3 separate regions of the Homo sapiens genome follow, and all the other regions are linked to region 3. A link is an interaction called in ENCODE POLR2A ChIA-PET data of the cell type or tissue named here. Cell type or tissue: OCI-LY7. All regions are shown on one strand. Each heading gives the region's core, and the rest is flanking DNA. Links, peaks and the distances in the headings are about the cores only.

Region 1 (6,354 bases), core at 3,133-5,632, 58 kb after region 3:
GAAGAACTACAAACCACTGCTCAATGAAATAAAAGAGGATACAAACAAATAGAAGAACATTCCATGCTCATGGGTAGGAAGAATCAATATCGTGAAAATGGCCACACTGCCCAAGGTAATTTATAGATTCAATGCCATCCCCATCAAGCTACCAATGACTTTCTTCACAGAATTGGAAAAAACTACTTTAAAGTTCATATGGAACCAAAAAAGAGCCCGCATTGCCAAGTCAATCCTAAGCCAAAAGAACAAAGCTGGAGGCATCACGCTACCTGACTTCAAACTACACTACAAGGCTACAGTAACCAAAACAGCATGGTACTGGTACAAAAACAAACAGAGATATAGACCAATGGAACAGAACAGAGCCCTCAGAAATAATGCCGCATATCTACAACTATCTGATCTTTGACAAACCTGACAAAAACAAGAAACGGGGAAAGGATTCCCTATTTAATAAATGGTGCTGGGAAAACTGGCTAGCCATATGTAGAAAGCTGAAACTGGATCCCTTCCTGACACCTTATACAAAAATTAATTCAAGATGGATTAAAGACTTAAATGTTAGACCTAAAACCATAAAAACCCTAGAAGAAAACCTAGGCAATACCATTCAGGACATAGGCATGGGCAAGGACTTCATGTCTAAAACACCAAAAGCAATGGCAACAAAAGCCAAAATTGACAAATGGGGTCTAATTAAACTAAAGAGCTTCTGCACAGCAAAAGAAACCACCATCAGAGTGAACAGGCAACCTGCAGAATGGGAGAAAATTTTTGCAACCTACTCATCTGACAGAGGGCTAATATCCAGAATCTACAATGAACTCAAACAAATTTACAGGAAAAAAACAAACAACCCCATCAAAAAGTGGGCAAAGGATATGAACAGACACTTCTCAAAAGAAGACATATATGCAGCCAAAAAACACATGAAAAAATGCTCATCATCACTGGCCATCAGAGAAATGCAAATCAAAACCACAATGAGATACCATCTCACACCAGTTAGAATGGCGATCATTAAAAAGTCAGGAAACAACAGGTGCTTGAGAGGATGTGGAGAAATAGGAACACTTTTACACTGTTGGTGGGACTGTAAACTAGTTCAATCATTGTGGAAGTCAGTGTGGCGATTCCTCAGGGATCTAGAAGTAGAAATACCATTTGACCCAGCCATCCCATTACTGGGTATATACCCAAAGGACTATAAATCCTGCTGCTATAAAGATACATGCACATGTATGTTTATTGCGGCACTATTCACAACAGCAAAGACTTGGAACCAACCTAAATGTCCAACAGTGATAGCCTGGATTAAGAAAATGTGGCACATATACACCATGGAATACTATGCAGCCATAAAAAATGATGAGTTCATGTCCTTTGTAGGGACATGGATGAAGCTGGAAACCATCATTCTCAGCAAACTATCACAAGGACAAAAAACCAAACACCGCATGTTCTCACTCATAGGTGGGAATTGAACAATGAGAACACATGGACACAGGAAGGGGAACATAACACACCGGGGACTGTTGTGGGGTGGGGTGAGTGGGGAGGGATAGCACTGGGAGATATACCTAATGCTAAATGATGAGTTGATGGGTGCAGCACACCAACATGGCACATGTATACATATGCAACAAATCTGCACGTTGTGCACATGTACCCTAAAACTTAAGGTGTAATAATAATAAAAAAAGAGTGTAATTCAAAATATTAAGAGAATATAGAAAACTAATATGATACTCTTGATCGAAGCATGGAAAGCAATTAATAAAACCCAACACCTACTCATGGTAAAAGCTCTAAGTGATATAGAAATGAAAATTATTTTATAAGAAAAAGTTAAAAAGAAACAGCCAACAACAGTCTTAATGAGAAATATTAAAGCTTTTCCTTCAAAGATGAAAACAAGACAAGGATGGACTTCTGTTAGAAAAACATGTACTGGAGCTTCTAGCCAGCACATTAGAGAACAAATAAAAATAAAAATTGTAAAGGGATAGTGAACACTGTCAATATTTACAGATAATATTATATTAAACATAGAAAATCCAAAAGAATATATGATAAATAATCATAATTTAAAAAATTATTGAGAAAGGTTGTTGAAAACAAGGTCAATATGTAAAAACCAAATATAAGTGTATAATACTAGCAAAGAGCTGGAAAATAGATTATTCTTTAGATATTATAACCTAGTCATAATAGCATCAGAAAATATAAAATAGTAATAAATCTGATAAAAGGTATGAAAGACTTCTACACATACATACACCCCCAAAAAACCCTATAAAACATTATTGGAAAAATTAAAAGATCTAAATTCATAAGCATTAAAAACTAAATACTGTGAAAACATCAATTATATCCAAACTGAGCTATATATTCACTTTAATATCAATCAAAATGTCAATAGTTTTTCTTTATTCCTTTTTTCTTTGTGAAATTGAAAATGTATTATTTTAAAATGTACATAAAAGCACAAATGGCCAAGAAGCTAAGACATTCCTTAAAGAAGAACAAAAAGGTAGAAGGATATACCACTAAACTATAATAATTAAGATAGTGTGACATTAGTACAATGATAGTTAAATAGACCAATGAGGTGGAAGAGAGTTTAGAAAATACCATACATGTATGGACATTGGCTTCTGAGACTGTGGAACTGTGGGAATAGGACAATCTTTTCTATAAATAATATTGGAACCCTCGGATACCCATATACAAAAAATAAACTTGACCTTTATACCAGAGCATATACAAAAATTAATTTCAGTTGGTATTCATATCTGAAAGTGAAAGCACTATAAAGATTCTATGTGATAATATAGGATATTATTTCTATGGACTTAGGAGAAAAACAGAAATTATTTAGAAGCACATAAAAGTACTAATCATGAAAGAAAAGGCTGTTAAATTAGACTACACTAAAACTAAGAACTTCAACTTATCAAAAGATACCATGAGTAGAAAAAAAAAACATGTGCTCAGACAGAGAAGTTATTTGCATCCATATAAAGTAAGCAAAGATTCAATCTAAAATATATGAAGAGCTCTTACAAATCAATAAAACACAGACAATTAATTAAAAAGTGGGTGAAAAGGGGACTTCATAAGAAAAGATATTTCAGAGGCCGGTAAACATATGAACGTGATCAACCTTATTAGTAATCAAGGAAATGAAAACTAAAACCACAATGAAACACCACTACACATCTACCAGAGTAACTGAAACTCACAAGATTGGTAATAGCAAGTGTTGGCAAGGTTGCGCAGCCACTGGAGCACTCAGACATTGTTGATGGGACTGTACGTTGGTACAATTACTTGGAAAACAGCTTGGTATTACCTGCTAAACTTAAACTTACATATATTCTATGACCCAGCAGTTTCAATCCCAAGTAAATATCCAGCAGAAATATACACATGTGCACCAAAAGACACGTACAGGCTGGGCAGGGTGGCACACGCCTGTAATCCCAGTAACCTGGGAGGCTGAGGCAGGAGAATTGCTTGAACCCAGGAGGTAGAGGTTGCACTGAGCTGAGATCACACCACTGCACTCCAGCCTAGGCGTGAGACAAAGTGAGACTCCGTCTAAAAAAAAAAAAAAATTGTGCAGGGATGTTGTTCATAGTAACATTATTTATAATAACCCCAAAGTGAAAACAATCCAAATTCTAACAGTGGAATAGACAGATGAATGGGGTATATTTGTACAGTGGTAAAGTATACAGCAATGAAAATAAACTGCTGTATGCAACGATGGGTGACTCTCATGTATATAATAGTGATCAAAATAAGTCAAATACAAAATAATATATAGTATAAGTCTATTTATATAAAGTCCCAAAATAGGCAATATTAATCTATAATCTTAGAAGCCAGAAGAAGAGTAACCTCTGGATAAAAATAAGCCTCCAGAAGTAGAAAGAGAGTAGTGAGGGGGAGGAGGGGACAAGAAGAGAGCATCTTGGATGCTAGAGGTGTTTTATTTCCCAATCTAGGTGACGGCTTCCTAGGTGTCTATTGCATGATAATTTGTGGAACTATGTAGTTTCGTGTTTTGTGTGTATTTCTGTATGAGTGTTATATTTCAATTGAAAAAACGTTTTAAAGAAAAATAAGCATAATGTCCATGATAAACTAGAAATAGTTTAAGCCCTCGGCTGCATAAGTGGATTGAAAAGGAAAGGTCAAAGGAACTTTGTGAAGGGAGGATAAATTAATGAAAACAGGGGTGTACTTCAAATAGCAAATTCACAGTAAATGGAGGTTATTTTTACAAAGTCAACTCTCAACTTCCTTTTTTTCGTTGTCTTCATAAATCATGCAAAGCGGGCTGCCTGCCTTGGCAGTTCCATACTAAAATTGCTCCACATACACATTCATGTGTCCTCCCCTATTTGAAGGTAAACAAGTCTCAGCCAAGACAAAATTGAAAAAGTTTGTAGGGTATTTCTTTTGTCTCCAGTTTCTTTCTGTAGCTTTGGTGTATTTTTTCAAGTTCACTGGGCTTGCAGTCAGAACCTCAGGTACAAGTTCAAACTAAATATCTCTTGTTTCATAGTCACTGGTCCTGGGAATAGTTACTTGACAGCTCTGAGCCTCAGTTTCCTTTTTTGCACAACAGGAAGAATACAAATGCCTGCCTCCCAGAATTGTGAACACTAAGTGACACAAAGCATACACACACACACACACACACACTTCAAACCTCAAGGTGTACACCTGAAAGGGACTGCTCTCCCTCCCCGCCCATCTCCTTGGCAATGCCCATTTCAGGTGTTAACTCTTTTAACCCTCCCCCCTGTATCATAGCAGGGAAGAATCTGATATCAGTAATTTATATTCCAAGGATTGATTGATTATTCTCCAACTGGAGCTCAGCCAGGCATTTGCATTTTATGCCTTTTATTCCTAATTGTGGCATGAAAGTCTTTTTCCCTTGTTAAAAGAATCTGAGACATCAGCAAGAAGGTGGAGAGCTCCAGGGGCAGTGAGGGGAAGCTTGAAATCACATTAGCCAGATTCTGCTGTTCTGAAGGTGAATCTGATTGAGCCCTTTTCAAGTGCCTTTTATTTTGCTGGAGATGGAGTGTAGTCAGAGGGACTGCCCCCGTTAAATGGCCCCTGCTCTGGTAGACTGGGTCAGGGAGAAGGTATGCAGTCATCTGAGGATATTGAAGTCCCAAGCCATGCAGATGATAAAAGAAAGTGAATCCCTCAGCCACTATTTTTAGGACCCAAAGCCTGCCTCACTCCAAGGGAGGGCAGCTACAGTCCTGCCCTCCTACCACCCCTTACACCTCTTCTGGTTTGAATTCAGCTCTATCTTCTCCTCCAATTCTCCTAAACTTCACCTAATCACTGCCACCCCTTCCCTCTGTCCCATGCAACCCCGAGGACTTTCAGCATCATTTTATTTCACTTTTAAAGACTGTTCCTACCTTAATCTCTCTCACCCGGTAGCCTAACGTTTATTCCTAGGCCTCGTTTATAAAGTCTACATTTGGTTATAATATTTCAGAAATATGTTTTTGTAATTTTTCTCCTTGGTTAACAAAGATGTTGCTGTCCTGAATATGTTTAAAAGAAAAAGGAAGTTGAAACAATACAGGAAACTCAAGAGGAACTGGCAGGATGAATTGGTGCAAATTGCTAAGTACACAAGGATGGCGTAAAGGAGCATATTGTCTGACCAGAAAAACCCGACTAGGTAGAGAGAGGGGAACTCTCAAGATCTTGTGTAGTCCACCAAAAAGTGTCTGAAGCTTTGACTTGGATAAATAGGTGCTGGGCTGAAACCAAGGAAGGCAGACTTTCTAAGATGGGATTCAGGTGGCTGCAAAGGGAGTTGTTTGACTCAGCATTGAGAGGCAGAATTTGGGCAGCCAGCAAGAAATGACGGAGTTAACCAGACATCCAACTAAAGGAATACTAGGTGTGAAATAAGGCAGATGAGCTTGTTGAGCCCCTGGTTTCAGAAATGAGGAGATGCACCTGTGATGGATCCATCTAACTATAGCTTGGCCTGAAGAGGAGCTCACACCAGAGAGGTTGTCTCGCACTTGAAGTGGCTGGATGAGCATGGCAGAGCAGTAAGGAGGCAGGGAGGTCCAGAGCCCGCTTCCTCCAAGACTCAAGAGAAAAGACAGGAGAAGCCCAATCCTCTGTGAGGTGTGAAATGTGGAGTGAAATATACAGGGCACTGTCAACTTTGTTGTTGGAGGAGGTGGCTGTTTATTGCTTTAATGGGAAAGTGTAGCAGATCTAGTCATCTCAGAACTGTTCCTACAAATTCACATTTTTCTCTACAACCCACAGAATCTCTCTCCTTTCTCT
Region 2 (6,354 bases), core at 609-3,108, 62 kb after region 3:
ATATATTACTACTAATCCGAGACAAGATGACAAAAACACATCACGCCTGGACCCCACACTGTTTCCATCTTAATCCGCCTCTAATTGCACTGGGCATGCTGCCTGCACACCTCTGTCCTCTGATGCTCCTCTGGTTCCACTTGCATCCTGGAGTTGGCCAGCGCCAAAGGGGCCCTTTTTGCTGGAGCAGAGGTGGCATCTGGGGTTTGTGTGTGTCTTGGAGAACAGGATGATGCAGCTAGTGTGGCAAGAAGAGGACTCAGCCAAGGGCCAAGAGGTGTGGTTCAGCAGCAGGAGAGGGTTAGACGAGACAGTTTATGTGAAAGTACCTAAAGCAACTCTTGACACATAGCAAAACTCAGTAAATGCTACCTTCTCCAAATAGGAGCTACCATTATTCACTGCCTACTGTGCGTCATGCACATTTTCTAATTAAAAAATATGTAAGTAATGCTTGCTAACTGTAAAAAAAAAAAAAGTCTAACACTAGAGAAGTTTATAATCAAAGAGTAAAAATTTCCTGGTTTTGCACACCTTCCCCCCAATGCCACTCCTCAGGGATAATCACTGTGAAAAAAAAAAATGTATATATATATATATAAATATACACACACACAGAGATATACACATACATACACGCGAACACACTTTGACATATATAGATGTATAAAAATATACAAATATATATTTTAACAGTCTAGGTGTATTATATAGTAAATAATATTAATGTGTAATATATATTCTATATAAGTTTATAACTGTGCTTGTGCATATGTATATGTATATACACACATGTATATGTGTATACATGCATGTGTGTTTTTATATATTGCTTTCATACTATATATACTACGCTGCAACTTTTTCAAAATTTAATGTTGAGGGGCTTCAAGGTGGCTGACTAGAGGCATCTGGTAAACGCCTTTTCCACAAAGAAGAACCAAATAGTGAGTAGATAATCACACTTCAAATAGATCATCAAAGAGAGAGCACTGGAATTCAATATAGAAGTAACAGAAAACACTTAAAGCACGGAAAAGAGAGGGAAGCAAGGCAGACTGCTCAGTAGGATTGGCTGAGAGCCTGGAGAGGCTCTCTAATGCAGGGAAAGAGTAAGCAAGTGACCTCCAGTGATGTACATTCCAACCATGGACTCCTGCATCTTAGCTACAGGAAAACTCCTAGACCCTCGCAATCCCTGTGACTAACATAGGAAGCTGCCTAAAGACCATGTGAAGGTATTGCTCCGGAGAGGGAGCTCATACTAGGGCTCACCCTTTCCCTCATGAAGCCATAAGCAGCTACAGCAAGGTTCCATATTAAAAGCCCAGCCCCCGCAACACTGCATCCCGTCCAGGGGCCCAGTAGCCCCTGCATTTCCACATCTCTGGAGCCCAACTTATATTCCTTACCTGCAGCCACTGCTGCAGCTGGCTGCTGCCTCCAGAGCTAAAGCACTAGCCATTGGCAAAGATCCTGCTGCCACCAGCAGCAAAGTTTCCATGCATTTTCACATGCCTCAAAGACAAACTCCCCCACTTGCAGCAGCTGCTGCTGCAGGCTATAGCAGCTGGGGCCAAAGCATAAATAAAGTGCATATTTCCCAGCTGCCGGCATATGATTGCTGCCGCTGAAAGCAACACTGCCCTCACCAGTAGCAGGGCTGCAGTGCAGCTGCTGCCACACCCACCTAAACATTTTGCCTTGGGCCTGGGGATGACCTCACCCTGGCCTACCACAGACAGCATCTGCATGTACCACCAGTGGTCCTGATGACAGATTTACCTGGCCTGGTTCCATTTTTTCAGTGCCCAAATATGCCATCCAGGGGCCTGGGGACTACCCAGCCTGATCCACCATCCTTGGCACCTGAGCAGTCTTTCTGGGGGTCTGAGGGTGGGATCACCTAGCCTTCTGCTACCACCAGAGTGGCATCCCCCCCTCCCCACATGTGCCACCTCCAGGCCTGGGGACTAGGCCACCTAGCCCATCACAGCCACTGTCAACACCAGTGCAGACTGCTTAGGACCCAGAGGTTAGCGCTACCACTGCTACCTCCATCACCCATGCCACACCCACCTGCGAAGCCCACCACTGCCACTAACAGCACCTGAGTAGGCTGCCTGGAAGCCCAAGAATAAGCTGACCTGAACCTGCTAACATCCGTGCCAGAATATGCCACCCTGGATCCCAAGGACAGGCATGCTCAGCTTGCCACTGCCACTACTGGGGCCCAAGGAGAGGCCCACCTGGTATCCCCATCCCCAGAAAAACATCACTACATCCTTCGTCAACAACCACACCCTAAGCCACTGAGGAAATCACAGAAACCACTGGTGCTGTGTACAGCCAAATAAGTCACATGAAGACTACACTACTGCACATACTCAGAATCAAAGCCAAAGTGCCTTACCCAACTGAAATCATAGATATATCTTTAGGAAAAATTGTCCCCTACAAAAGCAAAATTTTAAAAAATTCAAGAAGTGACTGTTACACCAGATGCACAGATATCAACATAAGGACACAAGAAGCATAAAAAAGCAAGTAAAATATGACACTTCAAAATATGACACTTCCAAAGGAACGTAATAATTCTCCAGCAACCAGGTTCCAATCAAAAAGAAATTTATGAAATCCTGGATAAGTAAGTTAAAGTAATGATATTAAAGAAGCTCAGTAAGATAAAACAGAACACATAAAAACAATACCTCAGAAAAACAATTCAGGACATGAATGAGCAGCTTAGCAAAGAAATAAATAACATTAAAAAAAAACAAACAGAAATTCTGGAACTGAAGAATTCATTAAAAAATAAATAAATAAATAAATTTGAAAGCTTCAACAATGGAATAAGTCAAGTGGAGTAAAGAATTTCAAAACTTGAAAACATGTCTTTTGAAATAACTCAGTCAGCTAAAAGTAAAAAAAGAATAAAAAACAATGAACAAATCCTATGTGACACTTGGGACACCATAAAGCAATTAAATATATAAATATTTGGTGTCCCAGAAGGTGAAGGAAAAGGGTTAGAAAATTTATTCAATGAAATAATAGCAGAAAACTTCCCAAGCCTAGCAAGAGATTTAGACATCCAGGAAACACAGAGTTCTCCAAACAGAAACAATGCAAAAAGCCTCTGTGGGACATTATAATCAAGCTGTTAGAAGTCAGAGACAAAGAGAGAATTCTAAAAACAGCAAGAGAAAAGCAGCTAGGTCACTTATAAGGGACTCCCCATCAGACTAACAGATTTCTCAGCAAAAACATTAGAGGCCAAGAGACAATGGAATAATATATTGAAAATGCTTTAAGAAAAAAGGATATACAAAACAACCAGAAATCAATTAATAAAATGACAGGAAGAAGCCCTTACACATCAAAAATAACCTTGATTTTAAAAAGATCTAATATTATGCTGCCTACAAGAAATTAATCTTAACTATAAAGACACATACAGACTGAAAGTAAAGAAATAGAAAAAGATATTCCATGCAAACAGAAACCAAAAGCAAGCAGGAGTAACTATACTTGTATCAGATAAAAGAGAATTTAAGTCAAAAACAGTAAAGAGACAAAGAAGGTCATTATAACAACAGGACATAACAATTCTAAACATATGCACCCAACAATGGAGCATCCAGATATATAAAACATATATTATTAGATCTAAAGGGAGAGATAGGCTCTAATAAAATAGTAATTAGGGACTTCAACACCCCAGTCTAAGCATTAGACAGATTCTCTATACAGAAAATTAACTTAGAAACATTGGAATTAAACTGCACATTAGACCATGTAAACTTAACATGCATTTATAGAACATTTCATGCAATAACTACAGAATACACATTTTTCTCAACACATGGAACGTTCTTCAAAATAAACCATATACTAGGACACAAAAAAGTCTCAATAGCAAGTTTTTAAAAATCAGTCATATCAAGCAACTTATCAGATAACAATGGATTAAAACTAGAAATTAATAACGAGGAACTTGGAAAACTGTAAAAATACATGGAAATTAAACAACATTATCCTGAATAGCCACTGGGTCAATGAAGACATTAAAGAGGAAATTAAATAATTTATTGAAACTACTAAAGATTGAAACACAATATGCCAAAACCTGTGGGATACAGTAAAAGCAGTGCTAAGAGTAAAGTTTACAGCAATATATGCTTACATCAAAAAAGTTAAAAAATTATAAATAATCTAATGATGCATCTCAAGGAACTAGAAAAGCAAGAATAAAACTCAAAATTCATAGAAGAAAAAAGATCAGAACAGAAGTAAATGAAATAGAGACTAAAAAATACAAAGAGTCAACGAAACTAAAAGTTGTTTTTGAAAAGGTAAACAAAATCAGTAAACTGTTAGCTAGGCTAACCAAGAAAAAGAGAGAATACCCAAATAAACAAAATCAGAAATGAAAAAGAAGACATTACAACTGATACCACAGAAATACAAAAGATTTTCAGAGACTATTATGAACAACTACACACCACTAAACTGAAAAACCTAAGGAAAATGAATACATTCCTGAAAACAAACAACCTACCAAAGTTGAATCAGAAAGAAATGGAAAACTAGAGCAGACCAGTAAGTAATGAAATCAAAGTAGAAATAAAAAGTCTCCCAACAAAAGGATTCCCTGTTTAATAAATGGTGCTGGGAAAACTGGCTAGCCATATGCAGAAAACAGAAACTGGACCCCTTCCTTACACTTTATACAAAAATTAACTCAAGATGGATTAAAGACTTACATGTAAAGCCCAAAACCATAAAAACCCTGGAAGAAAACCTAGGCAATACCATTCAGGACATAGGCATGGACAAATATTTTATGATAAAATTACCAAAAGCAATTGCAACAAAAGCTAAAATTGACAAATGGGGTCTAATTAAACTAAAGAGCTTCTTCACAGCAAAAGAAACTATCATCAGAGGAAACAGGCAACCTACAGAATGGGAGAACATTTTTGCAATCTACCCATCTAACAAAGGTCTAATATCCAGAATTTACAAGGAACTTAAACAAATTTACAAGAAAAATACAAACAACCCCATCAAAAATTGGGCAAAGGACATGAACAGACCCTTCTCAAAAGAAGACATTTATGCAGCCAACAAACATGAAGAAAAGCTCAACATCTCTGATAATTAGAGAAATGCAAATCAAAACCACAAGGAGATACCATCTCACCCCAGTCAGAATGGCTATTATTAAAAAGTCAAGAAACAACAGATGCTGGTGAGGCTGTGGAGAAATAAAAATGCTTTTACATTGTTTGTGGGAATGTAAATTAGTTCAACCATTGTGGAAGATAGTGTGGTTATTCCTCAAGGATCTAGAACCAGAGATACCATTTGACCCAGCAATCTCATTACTGGGTATATACCCAAAGAAATAGAAATTATTCTGTTGTAAAGATACATGCACACATATGTTTATTGCAGCACTATTCACAACAGCAAAGACATGGAACCAACTCAAGTGGCCATCAATGATGGACTGGATAAAGAAAATGTGGTACATAGACACCATGGAATACTGTGCAGCCACAAAAAGGAATGAGATCATGTCCTTGCAGGGACATGGATGAAGCTGGATGCCATCATCTTCAGCAAACTAACACAGGAACAGAAAACCAAACACTGCATATTCCCACTTATAAGTGGGAGTTGAACAATGAGAACACATGGACACAGGAGGGGAACAACACACACTAGGGCCTGTTGGGGGTTGGGGGTAAGGGAAAGAAGAGCCTCAGGACAAATAGCTAATGCATGCGGGGCTTAAAACCTGGGTGACAGGATAGGTTCAACAAACTACCATGGCTCACATATACCTATATAACAAAAAAAAATGTGCACATTCTGCATATGTATCCTGGAACTCAAAGTAAAATTAAAAATAAATAAATAATTTTTAAAAAAGAGAAAATTACCATTAAAAAACAATCTCCCAACAAAGAAAAGTCCAGGACCTGATGGCTTCATTGCCAAATTCTACCAAACTTTCTAACAAGAACTAGCACCAATTCTTCTGAAATTATTCCAAAAAATTGAAGAGGAGGGAGTTCTCTCTAACTCATTCTATGAAGACCGCATTACCTTGGTACCAAAAGCAGACAATGATGCAATAAAAAACTACAGGCCAATATCACTGATGAACATACATGCAAAAATCCTCAACAAAATATTAACAAACTGAATACAACATCACCTCAAAAAGAAAATACACAATAATCAAGTAGAATTTATTTCAAAGATGCAAGAATGGTTCAAAGTTTGCAAATCATGCAAATCAATAAATGTCATACATCACGTCAGCAGAATGAAGGACAAAAA
Region 3 (6,354 bases), core at 2,427-4,926:
TCTGGACTCGTATCTATTAACTTTTATCTCTACTGTCTATCTTGCCCCCTTCCAAACTACCTTACACATAGATGCAAGATTATTCTTCCCAAAGATGTTTAAGCATCATAAACTGCTAAGAAATCTTCCATGGTTCCCAATGGATGGCCAAAATGTGTCTAACATTCTTAACCTGGCATCTGATACCCTCTTTGTTCTGCCACTGTTTCATCAGGGCAAAAGTGTTATTCTTATTACCCACCTACCTGTGTTTTCTCTCCAGGACTTTTGACTTCTTTAACTACACTACTCTAATTTATTTTTGCATTTACATCTTTATTCTCTCCTTTCCCCCTGCAAATAATTTTCTAGATGGCCCCATGCACTGAAACCATTCTAATCTCACCTGTCCTTTTAGGCCTATGTGTGTACAATATTTATCTCCTCTATGAAACCCAAATACACTTCTACTTCCTTTTCCCTGAACTCCAAATGCTTAATCTCTTCTTATCTTTTCTTCATTTATTATTATTATTAGCAACATGGTTGCGTTTGATTTGCCTTTTTCCTAGGTAGAGTGTGGCTGGGTCCTTGAGGGTAGGGGTGATAGCTGCATCATCTTTGAGTCTTCTGTGGTATCAAGCACAGTGTCATGCACAGTAAATGAAGGGAAAAAAGAAGGCAGGAAAGGAGGAAGAGAAGGAGGAGTAAATCTGATATCACACTGAGAAACAAGCTTCACAGAAGAACAAATGCTAGGAGCCAAGTAAGGGCCAGCATATGCTAACCAACTCACCCCTCCAACAGACTCCCACCTCCTTGAAAAGGACTTTATTGTTGCTCATTATCTCACCTGCCCTTGCTGCTGAGCGCCCACCTGGAGTCAAGCGCCTTCTGCCTGAGACAGCTGTTTCTGATGTCTGGGTAAAGATTGTGTAGACTTCAGCTGGGGAGAACTGGCAGGAGGAAGGATACCCTTTCTCAGTTACAGATGGCAGAGGTGAAAAATACATAAAGAAAACATGCCAACTGTTTCCAAACCACCCTTAGGTGTGTCAGCACAATGTCCACAACAACTAGGTGAAATGAAAAAAGATATAAGTCAAACATGGTTTTCACTACATAATGTCCAATACTTGGTATCACTAAAGTTGTAGCTACCCCAGACTGTCAGATTGCCTGAATTAGCCAGTATGTTCTTTACTATATATACATATAGAGAGAGAGATGGGTTTTAACCAAATCACCAGTGTCTTCCAGCACCATAGCAGGATCAATTGCTATCCGTAAGTCTTCAGATATCCCAAATGACTGGTTGATTTGGTCAAACATGAGGCTGGACTCACCCATCAATGACATGACCAACTCACCTGTGACTTTGGCTTGGTGCCGAGTCAGCCTCTGTCACAGACTAGCCACACTTAATTAAATCAGCAGTCAGAAAGATTCCATTGCTTCTCAGTTCCCTGGCCCCACGAATGGCAGAAGGCCAGAAATAGGGCCTGTGGGATTATGCATGAGCGACAGCAAATCACAGCCACCTTTTTCCTCCTTGCCTCATGTTCCCATTAGAATAGAGACAGACTTTGATTTTTATTCCCTCAACATGCTTTGCTTAAAAACCAACTGGCCATAGGAAACACTAGAAAGGAGATGGGTATTATCTTCAGGATTTCCTATTTCCCCTCTTGTATCACCTTTCTTCATTTTGGAGAAATCACCCATTCCAGTCTCCTATCCCTGAAAGCAGTGTCACCTACTCTAATGTTAATTTTACAATCATACCTCTCACTCCTTTCCCGATCCTCTTTTCCTTCCATCCAAACTACCTACTGTGTATTATCATGCATCCATCCTTTCATTTATCCATTTAGAAGATAGATACTGAGCACCTATTACGTGCTCAGATAATGCCCCATTGTGTTGGAGCTGATATGCACATAGTAATATGCTCCTTTTGAATATAATACCTTAATATAAAAGAGTGACCCAAGGGGTTGGTATTACAGGCACTATGGCAGACCCAGAGATTGAGAGTCACTATATGAGGACAGATGGGACTTTAATGACTTTCTGAAATCAAAAAAGCAGTTGATCTGTCCTCTGCTCCTTCTTTCTTTGGTTAGAAGCCTGCCATTTCTTTCCCTTGCCATTCAAACAGGACTTTGTGTAACATGAAAAGGATGAAGGTTCCCATTCTCAAGGACATTATGATTGATGGAATTCCTTGACTTACTCACCGTTATAAACTCGAATGAAGGACAGGACCATACAGAAAGTGGATTGTTCTCTTCTTCCCCTTCCAGGAAAAGCAAAAAGTACAGTGCTGCCCAGGCCAGCAGTCTCAGCCATAGCATCTGTTCATGGTGTCCTATCTGTCTTGGAACCCAACGAGTCCACCATGTGATTGATGGTGTTCCACTTGATAGGGAACGGAACAAGCAATGATTTGTCATTCACCATAAAGTACTGCTATTTCATCTGCTCCCATTCCCCGGGATGCAGCTCTGGCTGTTTGCTCTATGCATCAATTTATAGTTTATCCTAAGACTAATGATGTTGTGTTTACAAGGCAAGGTGGGGCTTTGTTTTTGTGTTCTACCAGCAGAGGATTACATTACTGATTGATCGCACACGGTTGTCTGAGGCAAAAACATTTTGAATTGATACCTGGATTTGAACTACAATCAACTTCCTCGACAATTGCCTCTTGGTGCTGAATAGATCAAGGAACTGCAGCTTTCTAATAGGGCCTCAAGGAGATTTTGACAATCCCTGTTAGAAGTGAACAGTTTGTTGAGGTGTATGGGAGGCAAATAGATCATCCAAAGGGCTGGCCTGTGGCTTTCAGGAGCCCGAGGACATGCTCTAAGACCCCACTATTCCAAACAGCTGAAACAGGCAGGAGCAGCCGTTTGCTGGTATATGTTGAACAATCAGTTCTCCTAAGGGGGGTGGAGGTGAGAATACACCTAATTTGTAGCATTACCAATTTCTCTGGTGTAAATATTCCTACCATGGCCAATTTCAAGCTACCAACGTGATGTCACTGAACACAAATTTGGGAAGGGAGGCATAACATTGGCTCTCATGAGCTGGTACTAGGTAGCTCCAACACACTACTCAACAAGGACTAGTATTTATTTATTATATACAGTCCTGTTCTAGGAAATTTTTTTTCTGATGAGAAAATTAGGGTCCAGAGAAGGTATGCAAGTTACCCAAGATCACACAGTGATAAAGTTGAGTCTTCTCATGCAGTAGCTACACTCTTTTTGTTATCTCCTGTAGTCCAGAGTGTAGAACTAGCAGGTGGTAGGGCCAGCTGGTTAACCCCGGGGTCTGATTTCAAGGCCTATCTATGCTCCTTCTGTACACCATGTTGCTGCCTCAAAGAATGGTAGGATTCAGGCTGTCCACTTTTGTCTACACTTCTGCCATTTAAGCCTGGTCAGTTCTGCTCTTGCCCAACTTGCTTTGATGGGGAAATTCAAGTCTGCCTCTGTACTCATCTGCTAATTTCTCTCAGCCCCAGTAACTCTAAGGAAAAGGATATAAGTTTTCATGGTGACTCCTGCCTAGAATCTGGAAAGAGACAAGATGACCCCTAGGAGATCCCAATCATAACAGTCCAAGAAGCCAATTCAACAACCAATTTACCTGGAAATCTAAATGACTTCCCCCTTGGATTTGTTTTCACCCCTTTTAATTTTCTACCCACTGTCTTTGCAAGTTCATTTCCTTCCTGAAATTCTGAAGCAAATGAGGCAGTGCTGGTAGGGGGGTGAGCACAGGGCTGGGGCAGTGACCTGCCCTGTGCTCTGTCTGGCAGACTCTGGTGCAGTGCAAAACAGCAGGGCATTAATGGCTATTAATATCCACAGAGGAAGTGCTGAAAGGCCAACCACATAATTACCATTTATTCATCATATCAACTGGTCTTCAGCTCCTTCCGGTGGCATGTCATATTGTCCTGGAGTGGGGAGTTTGGGGGGAAGCGGGGAATAAAGAGGAGGATCAGCAGCCCCTTCCCCATCACCCTCCCTCCCCTGCTGTGATGGGAATGGGGGTCAGAACGCAGGGCACTGTGGCTCTCTGAGCACAGAGGTAAACAGGAAGCTCTGGGCACAATCTGGGTGGTAGAGAGCAGTGGTCAAGGAGGGCAGCTGCCAACCAAGGGCAGCAATGCCAGGCTGTTCTACTATCTCCTTTCTTAAGAATTGAGCTCCACAGCTGCAAAGGAAGGCTGTGTGGAGCAAGCAGAGAGGGGATGAGACCAGAGACTCTGTCTGCAATTCTCAGCTCCTGAGAAGTGAGTGGATTTTGGACTGCTCATGAGTCCAAGTAATTTCCTGAGGATGCGTAAAAAGGAGGTTATCCAGCCACCCTTTCTGGCACTTGCATTTCGGGTTCCTGGGGCACCCTGCTCCTTAATCCCATCCCCTGAGAATGGAGTACTTTGGTTTCTGGGGACTCCAAATCTGGACAGGGATGGTGGGGAAGAGATTAGTGTTGTGTTTTTTCTTTCCCCCTGGTACCAGCTTGACTGGCAGCCTGGGCAAAGAAGAGCCCATTCTAAATGCTCCCCGGGGTCCAGAATGGAACTCATTACATCAAACCTGCTGGTAGCCAGCAGCTCTGCTTTGTGAGCTGTGAAACAAATGTTTATCCACCACTCAGTGTGGTTCAAAGCTATTTAAGGAGCTCAGGGTGTTGAGCTGCAGGCAAGAGCTATGTGTGCAAGGCCAGCCCTGGCACCGAGTGCAGTGGGCAGATGTGGGGACTGCAGCCTCCAGGCTCTCCAGCTGCAGGACTCAGCTGAGAGCAGAGCAGTCAGAATGAAATGGCCACTTTCTCCTCATTGCATTTTGTCTTTCATCTCCAGCCCCTTCCTGTCCTTTCTCCCATTTCCCTTTCACTTGCCTTCCACGTTTTTATCTTTTCTCTCTCTCTCTCTCTCCCCCCCCTTCGATTTTTTCTTCCTCTCTATGCCTTTCTTTCTTTTCTTTAGCCTTTCTTCATTCCCCTTTATTCTTTCATTTTCCACTTCTCTTCCCTCAGATAGGCCTGTGGCTCCCTCATTATACTGTAATATGCATTATTCTCTGTCTCAGTGATGTAATCCACAAAATGCATGGAAGAATAAAATAAAGCTAAAGTCTTTACCCGCACAAAACCACATCTAAGGAAAAGCTGGCACAGTGTGAACCTAATGTGTACTTAGGGAAGGGAGAGAGGTCAGCAACAGAGCATGCCCAGTGTAAGTTCCAGGAGCTTTTCTGGAATGACATAAGGTGCTGATAATTCCCTGTCTATACATGCCAGTGCCTCCACGCAGTAGCATCATGTGCAGTGTTTTTGTTTTTTAAAGAGCTGTGAAGATCACCAGTTATAAGTGAGAAAGCTGCGATCCGCGACACTGGTTTCCAGAGTTTGGTGGAGGTGGCTATTGAACTTGTGTATGAGTCACTTCTGTTTTAAGACAAGAGGTATTTGTGAGGATACCCAGAGAGTGCAGATGAATGAGGGAAAGTGAGGTGGCAGTCACTACCAAGGGCTCGACATCTACATTTTCAGTGATTCCTCATTGAAATGATTCCTCATTCCTTACTTTACAACTATTGTAAAGTAAGTGTTATGTTCTGACTATCTACTACTGCATAACAAACCACCCAAACAGTAGCTTAAAGCAATAACTATCTTTTATTTTGCTCTTAAATCTTGGAGTTGCCTGAGCTTGGCTAGGCAGTTCTGACTTGGGAGGGTCTGTCTCATAGTTGTAGCCAGGGAGTAGTTGGGACTGAATTTATCCTTAAAGCTTCTTCAGTACATGTCTGGAGCTTGGGCTGCAAAGACAAAGACAGCTAGGGCTCTTGGGCATCTCACTTGTTGTCTGATGTCTCTCCAGGGTAGCCAGGGATCTCACGCAGCAGCAGAAGGCTCCCAAAGCAGGTATCCTGAGAGAAACCAGCAGAAGCCAAAGGCCTTTCCTAAGCCACCCTTGGAAATTTCATAGCATTCTGTTCACTGCATCCTAATTCTTGAAGTCTGTCACACAGTTTATCTAGGACTTTCAAGGGGAGGAGACCTAGATTTTGCCTTTTGATGGAGGAGTATCAAAGAGTTTGCAGACAGGTTTTAAAACCACCACATGTTGTTAAGCTGTTTTTTTACCACCCAAGGTTCAGGTAGTTATCCAGCCCTGCTGTGAAGTATTGCAGTGGTTAAACACAGATGTTGTAGCCAGACTGCTGGGCTCAAGTACCATATTCGTCGTGTATGAGCACTGTGATGTTGGGCAAGTCACTTAATACTTTGAGAATCAGTTTTCTTGTCTGTTCAATGGTGATAATATTCCTGACTCACAAGATTGTT

What was found. Peaks named below come from ENCODE experiments on the same cell type or tissue, not always from the same donor. Only the 100,000 strongest peaks of a DNase experiment are listed, where the experiment ranks them.
Region 1: POLR2A ChIA-PET joins it to region 3 with 17 read pairs; 3 of 35 experiments call an interaction of 5 or more read pairs at or near these places.
Region 2: POLR2A ChIA-PET joins it to region 3 with 12 read pairs; 3 of 35 experiments call an interaction of 5 or more read pairs at or near these places.

The regions. Positions count from the first base shown.
Region 1 is chr11:115,871,920-115,878,273 of GRCh38, reverse strand. All of the region lies in intron 2 of LINC02698 (long intergenic non-protein coding RNA 2698), which reads right to left. Among named protein-coding and RNA genes, the nearest start is that of LINC02703, 45 kb to the left of the region's middle. In OCI-LY7, for the core only: no CTCF peak of the experiment used is centred there; DNase peaks (open chromatin) are centred at 4,023 and 4,343; H3K4me3 peaks cover 2,386 bases; H3K27ac peaks cover 2,500 bases.
Region 2 is chr11:115,865,278-115,871,631 of GRCh38, reverse strand. All of the region lies in intron 2 of LINC02698 (long intergenic non-protein coding RNA 2698), which reads right to left. Among named protein-coding and RNA genes, the nearest start is that of LINC02703, 51 kb to the left of the region's middle. RefSeq lists a silencer at 1,531-1,580. In OCI-LY7, for the core only: CTCF peaks have their summits at 1,448 and 1,659; a DNase peak (open chromatin) is centred at 1,621.
Region 3 is chr11:115,928,829-115,935,182 of GRCh38, reverse strand. It overlaps LINC02703 (long intergenic non-protein coding RNA 2703), which reads right to left. Exons shown (of 7, transcript NR_187258.1): 3 at 2,220-2,400; 4 at 833-1,055. Among named protein-coding and RNA genes, the nearest start is that of LINC02703, 12 kb to the right of the region's middle. RefSeq lists an enhancer at 5,450-5,589. In OCI-LY7, for the core only: no CTCF peak of the experiment used is centred there; DNase peaks (open chromatin) are centred at 3,842 and 4,682; H3K4me3 peaks cover 1,726 bases; H3K27ac peaks cover 1,586 bases.